2 separate regions of the Mus musculus genome follow, and region 1 is linked to region 2. The links are chromatin contacts, found by POLR2A ChIA-PET in ENCODE. All regions are on one chromosome and are shown on one strand. Each heading gives the region's core, a stretch centred on a gene start or an enhancer-like site at or near the end of the contact. The rest is flanking DNA. Distances are from core to core; before and after follow the strand shown. Region 1 holds the start of Wbscr25 (Williams Beuren syndrome chromosome region 25 (human)). Region 2 holds the start of Cldn4 (claudin 4).

Region 1 (6,576 bases), core at 2,533-5,032, 54 kb after region 2:
TTTAAAGAATTTTATAAACGGCCTGACTGTGGTGGCATACGCCTTAATCCCAGTACTCGGCAGGAAACAGAGAGAGGTGGATCTCTGAGTTCGAGGCCAGCCTGGTCTACAGACTGAATTCCTGGACAGCCGGAGCTACACAGAGAGACCCTGTCTGGGAAACCCTAAAGAGGAAAACAAACAAACAAACAAACAAACAAAAGCTTTCAAAACAAATCAAAAAGGATAAGAGGTGGGGGGGAGACTAGTTTGGGAATGGCTAAGCGTTTGGAGAGTCTAACAAATCTCACAGGTCCCTTGATTCTTGTCTGTCTGTCTTTCCCCCAAAGGGCTTCAGCTTTGGGAACACAAAGCCAACTTTCTGCTCCAAGAGCAGTCCCACGAGCCCCGAGGGCCATGAGCACAGAGCCAGAGGGCAGAAAATACAGCCCAGTGTGGGACGGAACAGAACAGACCACCAGAGAAATATGTTCTGAGTATGGGACAGATGGTGCTGATAACTGCAGAGAAATGACTCCAGGCAAGCAGACAGGGAACAGTCAGAGCCATGGGGGACATATAAAATCAACGGAGCTAGGAGGAGTGGGTTGGAGAAGGAGGCATGAAGAAGGGGGAAATAACTCTAATGGCCTCTGTTTGTATGTGAGTGTATGAGAGTGTGTGAGAGTGTGTGAGAGTGTGTGTGAGTGTGTGTAAGTGGCCTCTATGTGTGTGAGTGTATGAGAGTGTGTGTGTGTGTGTGTGTGTGTGTGTGTGTGTGTGTGTGTGTATGTGTGGATGTTGTATGTGGAAGTCGGAGGTCAATGCCAGACAGCTTCCTCAATTGCTAGCCACCTAATTCTTAGTTTTAGTTTGTAATCTCTTTCTCTCTCTCCTCTAGAAAAGCAGCAAGTGCCCTTAGCCTCTGAGCCACCTTATTTGGTGAGGCAGCATTCATTTTTTTTTCAATGAACCTGGAATGCATCAATTCTGCTATCCTGGCTGGCTGGCCAGCCGGCCAATTGGATCCTGATGTCTGCCTGTCTCTGGCTTCCTTCCCAGGACTGGATTTAGAGAGGTGCTCCACAGCGCCCTGATTTTACGTGGGTGATAGGGACTTGAACCCAGGCCCTCATACTTCAAACACCAACACTTTACCCGGAGAATCAATCCCTGGCTCCTCTAGAATGACTTTAAAAGCCGGACAGGGTCTGCACATTTGTAATCCCAACACTCAGAAAACAGAGGAGGATCAAGGGCTAGCAGGAGGAGCTGAGTTCAACTCCCAGCACCCACATGGTAGCTTGCAATGTCTCCTTTTGATGTCCATGGGTACCAGGCTCACACATACACACATGTAAGCAAAACACCCATACACATAAAAACAAAATAAATACAGCAAACAAACAAACAAACGAACAAACAAACAGTTCCAGACCACATGCCTGTAATCCCAGCATTAGAGAGGTTGAGGATCCAGAGTCCAAGATCATGCTAGGCTGCATAGCGAGTTCAAGGTCAATCTTGGCTATTTGTGAGCCTGTCTTTAACAAGGGTCTGAGGTGGCGCAGACTGATGGAGATGAGCTAAGCGTGTTTTACATATGGAGGCAGGCATAAACTTTTAAGGGCCTAGGAGAGGACTGTTGCTGATGAGTGCAATGCATTGTGGGTTGGCATCATCTTGGAGACACGTTGTGTCTGCGAAGATGTTTCCAGAGTTTTAACCCAGTTGGACCACCCTGAATCCACCCTGAATGTGGATGGTACCATCTCATGGGCTGGGGTCTTGCAGACCCCAGGAGACAAGGAGACAGTGAGCTGGTTACCAGCATCCATCTCTCTCTGCTTCCTGACTGTGGATCCTGACAGTGGAACCAGCTCCTGTGGCCATGCTTTTCCTGTCGAGATGAACCCTTAAATCCTGAGTCAAAATAAACTGTTCCTGCCTATTTTGTTTGTTTGTTTTCTGAGACAACCTGGCTTGGCGTCTTTTTTTTTTTTTTTTTTTTTTTTTTTTTTTTTTTTTTGAGACAGGGTTTCTCTGTGTAGCCCTGGCTGTCCTGGAACTCATTCTGTAGACCTGGCTGGCCTCAAACTCAGAAATCTGCCTGCCTCTGCCACCCCGGCCCCCCCCCTCGAGTGCTGGTATTAAAGGCGTGTGCCACCATGCCCAGCTCTGGCTTGGTGTCCTATGCCTTTAATCCCAGCACTCAAGAGGCAGGAGAAACTCTGAGTTCAAGGCCAGCCTGGTCTACAAAGTGAGTTCCAGGACAGCTTGGGCTACACAGAGAAACCCTGTCTCAAACAAACAAAACAAATCTAAACAAACAAAAAACCCCAAAGAGTTTAAGTCAGCCTAAGGCATGTATGGAAATCTCAAAAATAATTAGATGGTTTCACCATTGTACATGGTGTTCTGGCTTCTAGAACATTCTCCACTTGATCTTAGCCAAAAGGCCGAGAAGCAATTAGAACATTCTCTTCCACCGCAACCCCACTCATGTAGTCAAATCCTTCTCACCTCAGCCTCCAGGTCTTTCACTCAACCGTCTCTTTCAGATATGCCATCTTAGAAGATCCAGGATTGGGTCCGCTTCTATGCTTTGAAGTTTTGTTTTTTTTTTTTTTTTTTTTTTTTTAAGTATTGGTATTTGCTCCATCTGGAGCAGAACTGGCAAGGATTCTTGCACCTCGGACCTTTGCATACAGTAGATCCTCAATTAACAAAGGCTCGAGCTTGCAGGCAGAGAAGATAGGATTATAACCTTCAGAAAGGCTTTTCCCAAGCAGAGCAGATTGCTACTACCTTAAAGCAAGTGTAGACGCAGCGTGGACTTGGCTGGTTGTGTCTGGTGCGCCGTGCCAGCTGCGCTGTGCCTGTTGAGTGGTGCCGGGTGTGCTGTGGCTTGTGTGTTGTGCCTGGTGTGTTGTGTTTGGTGTCCTGTGCCTTGTGTGGCAAGCCTGGCATTCTGTGCCTGGCATGCTGTGGCTTGTGTGTTGTGCCTGGTGTGTTGTGTTTGGTGTCCTGTGCCTTGTGTGGCAAGCTTGGCATGCTGTGCCTGGCTTGATGTGCCTGGTGTGCTGTGCTTGAAGTGCTGGGCCTGCTATGGTGTCTCTGGTTTGCTGTGCCTGAGGTGCTGTGCCTGGCATGGTGTGACTGGCGTGGTGTGGCTGGTGTGGTTTGCCTGGTGTGGTGTCTCTGGCGTGCTTCGCCTGGCTTGGATTGCCTGGTATGCTGTGCCTGGTACGGTTTGCCTGGCTTGGTGTGTCCGGTGTGTTGTGCCTGGTGTGTTGTGCTGGGCGTGATGTGCCGGGTGTGCTGTGACTGGCGTGATGTAGTTGACAAGCTGTGACTACCGTGCTGAGCCTGGCGTGGTTTGGCTGCTGTACCGCGCCTGCGGTAGTGTGCCTGGCCCGCTGTGGCTGATGAGCTGTGCCTGGCCTGGAATGGCTGGCGTGTCATGGCTGCCTCCTTCCTTTGAAGTTGTTTCCTTTTGTTCCTCATCTGTTTTTTTTGTAGAATTTTTTTGAGGGGTAATAGTATGTCTTCCATCTGGAGTTGTTGCGCCTGGGGTGCCATGCCTGCCAATGTATACGGAAAGCATCAACAGATTAATCCGCTTAGGTTCAAAATTTGGGAAGACACCAGGCAGATGGAGAAACAGGACTTCAGGTGGCAAGGTGGGAAGCCACACTGGGGGGGCCCCTGGGAGGCTGAGCCCCAGCGGGAACCTCCAGGGGCCCTCGGGAATCTCCTAAACAAGCTACAATCCAGCTGATGCCCCTGCCACACCCGGACCAGCAGGCAGGAATTTGCCCCTGTGACCTCCCCAGGCACACTCCTGTCACCATGGCGACCGGCTTAGGGAACAAGCGGCCTGATTGTCCCTGCCCAGCAGGGCAGGTGAAACCCTGGCCACGTGACCGATACTGAGCCAGGTGCGGTTAGGAAGACACTCGCTGCCTCCAGCCTTAACCCGTTCGACTCCCGGTCGCCGCCAGGGTGCAGTGTCTCTACCTCCCAGCCTGCCATGCACACGCATACCACACACACACACACACACACACACACACACACCACACTTCTTTGGGTCTAGAGGGCCCTAAATGAAATCTGGGAAGGAATCCAACCTGAGCCACACTAGTGACTGGAGCTGGGTAACTTCCGCCTTTCTCCATTTCTTTGTTTCCTTCAGTGTAAAATAAGAATGGACTGAGAGAGATGGTTCAGCGGATGCCTTGAATTCGGTCCTTGGGACCTACACGGAAGGAGAGAACTGATCCCCACTTGTCCTCTGACTCCACACTGCCGGCTACACATATACAGACACACAATAAGTCAAAATATTTTTAAAAAGAAAGAAAAGAAAAGAAAAGAAAAGAAAAGAAAAAAGAAGGAAGGAAGGAAGGAAGGAAGGAAGGAAGGAAGGAAGGAAGAAAGAAAGAAAGAAAGAAAGAAAGAAAGAAAGAAAGAAAGAAAGAAAGAAAGAAAGAAAGAAAAAGGAAATAAGGATTAGGCTCATCTCAGTATAATCCCGGGGTCTAGGAGCTCTGGCTCAGTAGCCCATCTGAGTTGCGAAGCCAACCAATGCAAACTCCCTGGTTTGGCCCACAAGCTGGGAAAGGGTGGGCAGCTCTGGAATGACCTTTCCCCAACATGCCACCCCCAGAGTCCTGCCACGGAGCTTGACCCCCTTCTTTGCCCCGCCCACAACTTTCTCTGGAATGTTCACTTGGGACCTTCAAACCAACAGGTTTTTCAGCTTGCCAGGCTCAGCCTTGAGCGAGCCATGTGACCACAATGCTTTGAGGGCCAGGACTATGTATGTCCTCAACGCCACTCCTGACACCAGATCTGGGCTATTTGGCTTTTGGGCATGTGGTCAAAGGTCGTGTGCCAGGCTGGGGTGAGCTGGCTAGACAGAAGGTTGACTGGTCAGAAACTCTTTAACAACACTACCTTTTCCCAACAGAACTATGAACCCTTTCACTCTGTGGACTGGTGAGATGGCTCAGTGGATAAAGGCACTTGCTGCCAAGTTTATTGATGTGAGTTCAATTCCTGGAACCCACATAGAGACAGAGAACAGACTCCCTCAAGTTGTCTTCTGACCTCTACATGCATGCTGTGACACCTGTACAACCACACAAATGGACAGACACAGAGGACACACACAGGAGGGGGAGAGAAATACAGAGATACACAGAGACATAATAAATATATAAAATAAATAATAAATAATATTTATTTATAATAAATAAATAAAAAGGAAGTTTAGGTGGGTGGGGTGGTACATGCCTTTAATCCTAGCATTCAGGAAACAAACAGATCTCTGTGAGTTGGAGGCCAGCCTGGTCTACAGAGCAAGTTCCAGGACAGCCAAGGCTATGAAACAAAACAAAACAAAAACCTGTCTCAAAAACCAAAAATTCCTATAAAAATATCTCTAAGGATCCTTCCCAGAACTTGGTCTGAAATCTCAGCATTCAGGAGGCTTGAGGCAGGAGAACTGCTGTGAGATCGAGGCCAGCATGGATTATATAATGAGTTTCAGGGCAGCCTGGGCTACAGGACCAGACTCTATCTTTAAAAAAAAAAAAAAAGGAAAAGAAAAAAGAAAAAAAGGAGTTACAGAGACAAAGTTTGGAGCTGTGACGAAAGGATGGACCATCTAGAGACTGCCATATCCAGGGATCCATCCCATAATCAGCTTCCAAACGCTGACACCATTGCACACACTAGCAAGATTTTGCTGAAAGGACCCAGATAGAGCTCTCTCTTGTGAGACTATGCCGGGGCCTAGCAAACACAGAAGTGAATGCTCACAGTCAGCTATTGGATGGATCATAGGGCCCCCAATGGAGGAGCTAGAGAAAGTACCCAAGGAGCTAAAGGGATCTGTAACCCTATAGGTGGAACAACAATATGAACTATCCAGTACCCCGGAGCTCTTGACTCTAGCTGCATATGTATCAGAAAATGGCCTAGTTGGCCATCAGTGGAAAGAGAGGCCCATTGGACTTGCAAACTTTATCTGCCTCAGTACAGGGGAACACCAGGGCCAAAAAGTGGGAGTGGGTGGGTAGGGGAGTGGGGGTGGAGGGTATGGGGGACTTTTGGGATAGCATTGGAAATGTAAATGAGGAAAATACCTAATTAAAAAAATATATATATATATAAAGGAAAAGGAGGAGGAGGAGAAGAATGGAAGAAGAAGAAGAAGAAGAAGAAGAAGAAGAAGAAGAAGAAGAAGAAGAAGAAGAAGAAGAAGAGGCGGCAGCAGCTGGGAGGTGGTGATATATGTCTCTTTAATCCCAACATGAAAGGCAGAGGCAGGTGGATGTCTCTGAGTTTGAGGCCAACCCAGGCTACACAGAGTTCCAGGACAGCCAGCTCTGTTAAAGAGAGAAACCCCTTTCTCAAAAACACAAACAAACCAAAAAAAAAAAAAGTTTGGGTTTAAGAGGGGAGCTGGGAATGTAGCTCCGTTGGTGAGTTCCTACTAAGCACGAGGGAAGTCTTGGTCCCTCCCCAGCTCTGCATAAAGCAGGTATGGCAGCACACACTTATGAACTTGTGATCCCAGCACTGTAG
Region 2 (7,103 bases), core at 3,990-6,489:
CACGAAACACAGGCACGCATGCACACAGCAACAATAGAAAGTAAAGAGACATAAAAATAAATTCTAACGACAAAGAAATGGGGTGATCTGATTTATGGGAGAATGGGAGAAGCATATTCATAAAATTGTGGTTTAGCCTGATCTGAGATCTTAGCCTGGGGCCCCCGCGATACCAAACTAACATTTCCGGCACTCTGGTGTGTCCAAGAACCTGGCTCCAACCAGTCTGAACTAGGCAAGGCAATATCCAAACCCACACAGAAGGAAGCAAAGTAAACAACTGTGAACCATCCAACATCTGGTCCCATCCAGTCCCCTCCCCCTCCCCCATCAGAGATGTTATCTGTTGTTAAGCTAACAGGTGGGTAGACTGGGTTTTTCTGAGTCACGAGGGAAGCTAGGGCAAAGAGATAGGTCATTTAGACCTGCCCAGAACAAAGAGCTAGACCTAGGTTGGCCTGGTGGTACAAGCCCAGCGCCCCAGCCTCCCGAGAAGCCGAGGCAGGAAGATAGGAAGTCCAAGGCCTGCCTGGGATGCAGGGTAAAACCCAGGCCAGCCTGAACCATTTGCCACACTCCATTTCAAAAAGTGAGACAAGATCTAGAGAGGCCGGAGAAACGGCTTTGAGGTTCAGAGCACTGACTGCTCTTCTGGACGACCCAGGTTCACTTCCCAGCAACCATATGGCGGCTCACAGCTTTCTGTAATTCCATTTCCAGGGGACCTGACAAAACACCAATGTGTGTAAAATAAAACTAATTAAATAAATAAATAATTTGAAAGATCTAGAGATGTAGAGCACTTTGGGATCCCCCAGTGAGGGGCTGAGGGTATGTGTTAGCGGTAGTACGGAAGCCCTGCCAAGAAGCCCTGGAGTCCATCCCTAGCACAGGGGCTAAAAATAGATTAACAATAATAAAAAAAAAAGTTTGATTTTCTTCATCTTTTTTTTACATTTATATATTTCTCCCCTGTCCCCAGGGTTTTTCAGTGTAGCCAGCCCTGGCTGTCTAAGACTAGTTTTGTAGACCAGGCTGGCCTCGAACTCACAGAGACCCACCTGCCTCTGCCTCCCCAGGGCTGTGACTAAAGGCATGCTTCACCAGACCTGGGGTATGTGTGTGTGTGTGTGTGTGTGTGTTCATGTGTCGTGGAATACCTGCTTACAGAGGTCAGAGGACAACTTGCAGAACCATTTGAGTCCAGGAATGCAATTTAGGTCATCAGACTTGGCAGCAGTTACCCACTGAGCCATCGCACAGACCCAAAAAAGGAAAATGATGTAATGTCTCTTTTGTTATTCTGATTCATCTTTTTTGTTACTCTGATACAGGGTCAGAGGGAGGCCTGATGGGCCTCTAACTGGGTAAGGCCTAGCAGGAGCCTCAAGCCCTGATCCTTCTGCAGCCTCCTCTGAAGCATCTAGGACTACTTACTGGCCTGTGTGCCTGTGTTGCTTACTATTAGGCAGTGCAGGGACTTGAACAGAGGGCCCTTGGTACGCTAGGCTAGCCCCCCACTCAGGAAGGTACATCCCCGCACCTTGGCGAAAGGACAGTGTTGTTTGTTTTGTTTTGTTAGGCTTGGTTGGTTTTAAAAAGGGTTAAACTATGTAGCTCTGGTAGACCTAGAACTCACTATGTAGACCAGGCTGGCCTTGAACTCACAGAAGTCTCTTCCTGCCTCACAGCCACCTGGTTTTTCAATGTTTAACTCAGAGGAGATTGGGGCTGCTCAACAATAGAGCCCTTGTCTAACATGGGAACCCCTGGATTTGATCCCCAAGGACCACAGGGAGTAAAAAAATGAACTATAAAGAGAAAATAGAACAGCTTGGGTCTGTTATGACAGTCTCAGGTAGCCCAGCCTGGCCTCAAACTGACTATGTAATGAAAGATGGTCTTGAACTCGTGATCCTCCCATCTCTACCTCCTGAGTGCTGGGATCCTATCACAAGCCCACTCTCCGGACTTGAAAACAATCTGATACCTTCATGAGAACTTGGCTATCCCCACAAAATCAAGAAGTGGTAAGTGGGGTGACGAGAGGGCTGAGCCGGTAAAAAGTGAGCTGCGTAAAAGTGCAGTGGTGTGAGTCCCCCCCCCCAACCCCACATAAAGGTGGGAGGGGAGAGTCACCTCCACAAAGTTGTCTTCTGGTCTCAGTTCTGGAGCTGAGCCACAGTTGCGCATGAACAGGGAAGGGTTCTGTGTGGATGGAGCTCAGAGCTAGAAAGCTGGTGTACTTGAGTCCCATCCCAGCTCTGAATAAATCTGTGGTGTCCCTGCCCATAATCAGAGCACCTGAGAGGGGGAGAAAGGAGAAGGAGAAAACTCAAAACCATCCTTTGTGATGGATCAGGTTTGAGTTCAGCCAGGATACAAGACCCTGTTTCAACAGAGTAGGGATCCTGTCCTAGTAGCAACAAACCCTTCCTCCTCAGCAACACATAAAACAGGCATGGTGGTTCACATCTCTAATCCCAACACTGGGGAAATGGAAGCAGGATGATCAGGAGTTCAAGGTCGTCGTCTTTAGCTACCTGGGGGCTAGCCTGGGCTATATTAAGATCTTATATCAAAACAATGATCCTATCCCCCGAAGGAGTGGATAGGAAAGTCAGGGTGTGGCCCAGGCTGCCCTGTGAGGGTGCAGGTGTGGGTTTAAGGACTCTCAGGACCTTGAGCATTCCAGGGCTGTGGGAGGACTCCCTAGGGAAGAGGCCACAGCCCGGACCTGTAAGACCAGCAAGGCTTCAAGAGTGGGAAAAGGACATTCCTTAGAGAAGGTGACTGCTATAACGTGGCCTGTGGAAGATAAGCAGGCCAGCCTGTTTGCTCAGAGAAAGGAAGGCCAGAAAGGAAGAGGCAGGGGAATTAGCCCTTGTTGTTCCTGTCATCTGTTGTCCCTCCCAGAGTCCCCCAGCCCCACCCCACCCCACCCCCACCCCCAGTCCTGGGCATACACTGGGCCCTAGATACAGGGTTTCCCCTCTAACAAATGAAGAGATTGTCATCATGGTAATCTCATCAAAACTGAGGCAGGAGAATTGCATTGAGTTTGATGTTAGTCTGGGCTTTATACTGTATCTAAAAAAAAAAAAGCAAATAAAGGTCTCAAAGCCCATGGTCCTCCAGGATAGAGGAAGTTCTCATTTTTACAGTGAGAACTCCTGAATCACTTTCTGAGACAGGGCTTCCTGTAGACCAGGCTAGCCTTGAACCTACAGCTTAGTGTGTGTGGGGGTGGGGGGTGGGGGGTGACCTTCATTTGGGGATGAGTGTGGGACACGGGGCCTCTGGCGTGCCAGGCACACTCTCCACCAACAGCTCCACCACTTCATCTTATTAGAACATCAAGGTCTCCTGTGAACCCTTAGCCGCCCCTCCAGCCCAGTCCCATCCACAGATAGAGAACAGCCCAAACCTTTCCTGTATGCAGGTGCCATTTATTGTAGAAAATAATAATAATTACAGCTGTGAACAGACCTTAAATTACAAAACAAGAAACCACAGAGAAGGCAGGGGAGTCCAGGAGACTCCCTGGTACAATGCCATCACCCCCCCCCCCCCCCCCCGTACCTTCCTTCCGCAGACTGGCCGGTGTCCTTGAAATGGGCAAAGGGAGGGAACTCAGAGGGGCCAACTCAAGAGGCCCAGGGTCCTTCTGAAGAGGGAGGGGGCGCACAGTGATCAGAACATTAGCAAGACAGTGCGGAAAAGGGGTGGGGACACACTGGGCTGCTTCTAGGTCCCCAGCCCTCCCCAAACCAGTTTAATCCACCTCCACCCTTCTTCCCTCAAACCCGTCCATCCACTCTACAGAAATTCATTAGTAGGGTAGGTGGGTGGGTCAAGCACAGTCATTGCTAATCAACGGAAGGGTTCCATGGCAGAGCCCACCGGCTCTCAATGGCCCCTCAGTCAGTCACTCAGCACACCATGACTTGGGGTAGGACCAGCTGTGCTCGGAAACACGGGGCGTAATGGCAAGAGTAGCGCTGGAGTAACGTGTAGGCTGAGTGAGGGGGATAGAGAAAGGACAGTGGACGTTTGCTAACATGAGGACATCCACTCCAGAGTCCAAAGTCACAGCTGAGCTACCCCGGCCAGCAGGACCCAGCTTGCGCCTCTACTGCCCTTCCCAGCTGCTTCTGCCTTCAGCCCCATATCCACCAGCAATTTGGATGTAAGCAGCAAGATATTTTTACATCCATTCTTGCCGGCCGTAAGGAGCCATGTGGAGCAGCCCAAGAGCTACGGGCTAGTAACTTTGCACAGTCCGGGTTTGCCTGTCCCCAGCAAGCAGTTAGTGGCCCATAGCAGGGCAGGTCCTGGAGAATGTGAGGGGCCACAGGCTGTTATGAGCTCAATCCGAAAAAAAGATAACAAAGGCAATGTGGACAGAGTGGCCCACCTTACACATAGTTGCTGGCGGGGACAGAGCGGGCGGCGGAGTACTTGGCCGAGTAGGGCTTGTCGTTGCTACGAGGTGGGCAACTGCAGCAGAGGAGGCCTCCTCCCAGGAGCAGCAGCCCGGAGGCCGCCCAGCCGACGTAAAGCGAGGCCCCCATTTCCCTCTTCTGCCCGGAAGCCACCATAGGGTTGTAGAAGTCGCGGATGACGTTGTGAGCGGTCCAGGACACGGGCACCATAATCAGCATGCTTGCCACGATGAACACGGCTCCGGCGGTGATCATGATCTTGGCCTTGACGGTCTCGTCCTCCATGCAGTTGGTGCACTTGCCCCCTACCACTGAGAGAAGCATCCCCAGAGCACCCACGATGATGCTGATGACCATAAGGGCTCGGGCGGCCTGCAGGTCCTGCGGCAGGGCGAGCATCGAGTCGTACATCTTGCACTGCATCTGACCTGTGCTCTGCACCACGCAGTTCATCCAGAGGCCCTCCCAGCTGGTCTGTGCCGTGACGATGTTGCTGCCGATGAAGGCGGTCACCCGCCACATGGGGAGCGCACAACTCAGGATGATCCCCAGCCAGCCCAGGACTGCCAAGGAGATTCCCAGGACCTGTAGTCCCATAGACGCCATCGCTCAGCCTCTGCAGGGGTCAAAGTCGGTGACCACAAAAAGTACCTCTCTCTCTCTCTCTCTGGAGTCAGAGGGCTGAGAAAGTTTTTTTCGGTGAGCCTCAGGGACACAAAGCCAGCTGAGTCCGATGCACCAGCTACCAAGCGCGAACACTGCAGCTCTTTCCTGCCTGCACCTGCAACAAGAAAGGGCGGCCACAGGTGCTGCAGTTAAAGCTCCTAGAGGAGGGGCGGAGGCAGAGGGAGGGGTTTCAGTCCCGGAGGCCTCCCTCGGGACCAGTTTCTCTGGATTCCTGAGCTTGGGCCAACAAAGGCGTTCAGAGGCCCCTGTCCTGGGCCCCTGAGTCACCCGCCAGTATCACAAGAAACTATCATCTCCCCCAGCCCCCAGGCTCACGCTGAGGTCAGCTGGGACACAGACACTGAGTCACCAGCCTAGAGCACCTGGATGCTCACCGGGTGGGGACAACTTAGACTGAGAAGCAAGCCTCCCCAGGGTTCAGAGCCTATAGGGAAGGTCCCCAAGACTCATTCCGGGCTCCCGTGGGAAGGTCCCCAAGACTCATTCCAGGCTCCCGTGAGACAAGAGAATGAAGACCCTTTACTGGAGAATCTGAACCTAGTGTCTAGGGGTGTCCAAGAGAACCCCTGTCTTAATTAGTGTTGCTTTTACCAAATCAACTTTATCACCACCATCATGGCTATTATTGTCATTAATGGGACAACATCTGTACTTTGCCTCAACAGCAACTTTCCTACTGTTGGCCAGAGGAAGTTGGTGTGGGGAAATGAGGACCTGGGGTGGGGACAGCGGGAGCCAGATCACCTGCTGTCCTAATGTGATTTCCCCACCCAGCCATAGTGCCTCAGGGTGTAGAGGCGAGGCACTTTGGTCCAGAACAAGAAACAGGGAAAGGCAGAAAGGCTGGTGGGATGGTTCAGTGGGTAGAGCTGCTTGCTTCCAAGCCCCAAGGACCTGGGACCTCTGTGACAGGAGACACACATGTCCTCTGATGCACAAATGTCATCAATAAATAAACACAATTTAAAATTGGGGGTGGTGGGGTCGTGACAGAATCCTGTCCTCTCTTCCTTCCTAGGGCTGAGCCTTGCTTGGTGAGAACTGGATGGAGACAAATTCAAAACCCAGCCAGGCCCCAGAGACAGGATGTTTATTCTTCTGAGACACAGGAGCCGTTCCCATAAAGCCAGCCTGGGCACAAAGTCCTTGGTGACATCGAAGAGAAAGGGGGCCCTCCACCAGAGGTCTGTCTGCAGGGAGATGAAGAGAGATGGTGTGCTTCCAGCCACAATTCCAGAGGACTTCTAGGAGTCAATGTATTTTGAGATTATGCTAGGGACACCAGTACGAAGAGACACAAACCCTCTCAGGGTGATTGGGCAATGCAGTGGGCACTGGGTCAAAGAGGACATCTCCTGCAGGGAGGGGACAGCAAGGAGACCCGGGTCAGAGAGATGTTTCACAAGACAAGGAATCTAGTTTGACCAGACACTGGCCTTGGGGGGGTGGGGGAGGGGTAGCCGAGGGAAAGACAGTCTCCTGTGCTCCCTCACCCCCTGCCCCGCTCCCACCCCACCTGGTACAAAGGACAGAGATGAACATGTCCATCCAAGAGAGAGCAGGCTGAGAAGGGACCACATGTATCCCAAAGGCACCTGGGAAAATACAGATAAGGAGAACCACAGGTGCACAGGAGGGGCAGAGGGGAACTAGGAGAAGGGGGTCATTGATGTAGTTCCTGTAATCATAGCCCCATCTGGGATCACCCCTGACTGTCCTTGGCTAGTCTGCCTTTCTTTCTCTCTCTCTTTCTCTCTCTCTCTCTCTTTCTTCCTTCCTTCCTTTTTCTTTCTTTCTTTCTTTCTTTCTTTCTTTCTTTCTTTCTTTGCTTCTTTCTCTCTCTCTCTCTCTCTCTCTCTCTCTCTCTCTCTCTCTCTCTCTCTCTTTCTTTCTTTCTTTCGAGACAGGGTTTCCTATACTGACTCAGACTCCCGAGGTAGCTAAGGATGACCTTGAACATCCAAACCTCCA

The links. ChIA-PET counts read pairs that join two places held with the same protein, here RNA polymerase II (POLR2A).
Region 1: POLR2A ChIA-PET joins it to region 2 with 26 read pairs in embryonic stem cell. The contact joins the promoter of Wbscr25 here to the promoter of Cldn4 in region 2. POLR2A ChIA-PET finds 5 or more read pairs at or near these places in 4 of 5 experiments (Patski and embryonic stem cell).

Annotation. Positions count from the first base shown.
Region 1 is chr5:134,997,568-135,004,143 of GRCm38, forward strand. It overlaps Wbscr25 (Williams Beuren syndrome chromosome region 25 (human)), which reads right to left and starts at 3,783. Exons shown (of 5, transcript NR_026907.1): 1 at 2,503-3,783. LOC115490310 (a small nuclear RNA gene) reads right to left here and starts at 2,450; the gene lies at 2,268-2,450.
Region 2 is chr5:134,941,695-134,948,797 of GRCm38, forward strand. Cldn4 (claudin 4) reads right to left here and starts at 5,240. Exons shown (of 1, transcript NM_009903.2): 1 at 3,429-5,240. The coding sequence starts at 5,051. The coding sequence ends at 4,419. It overlaps Mettl27 (methyltransferase like 27), which reads left to right. Exons shown (of 6, transcript NM_024479.2): 6 at 1-943.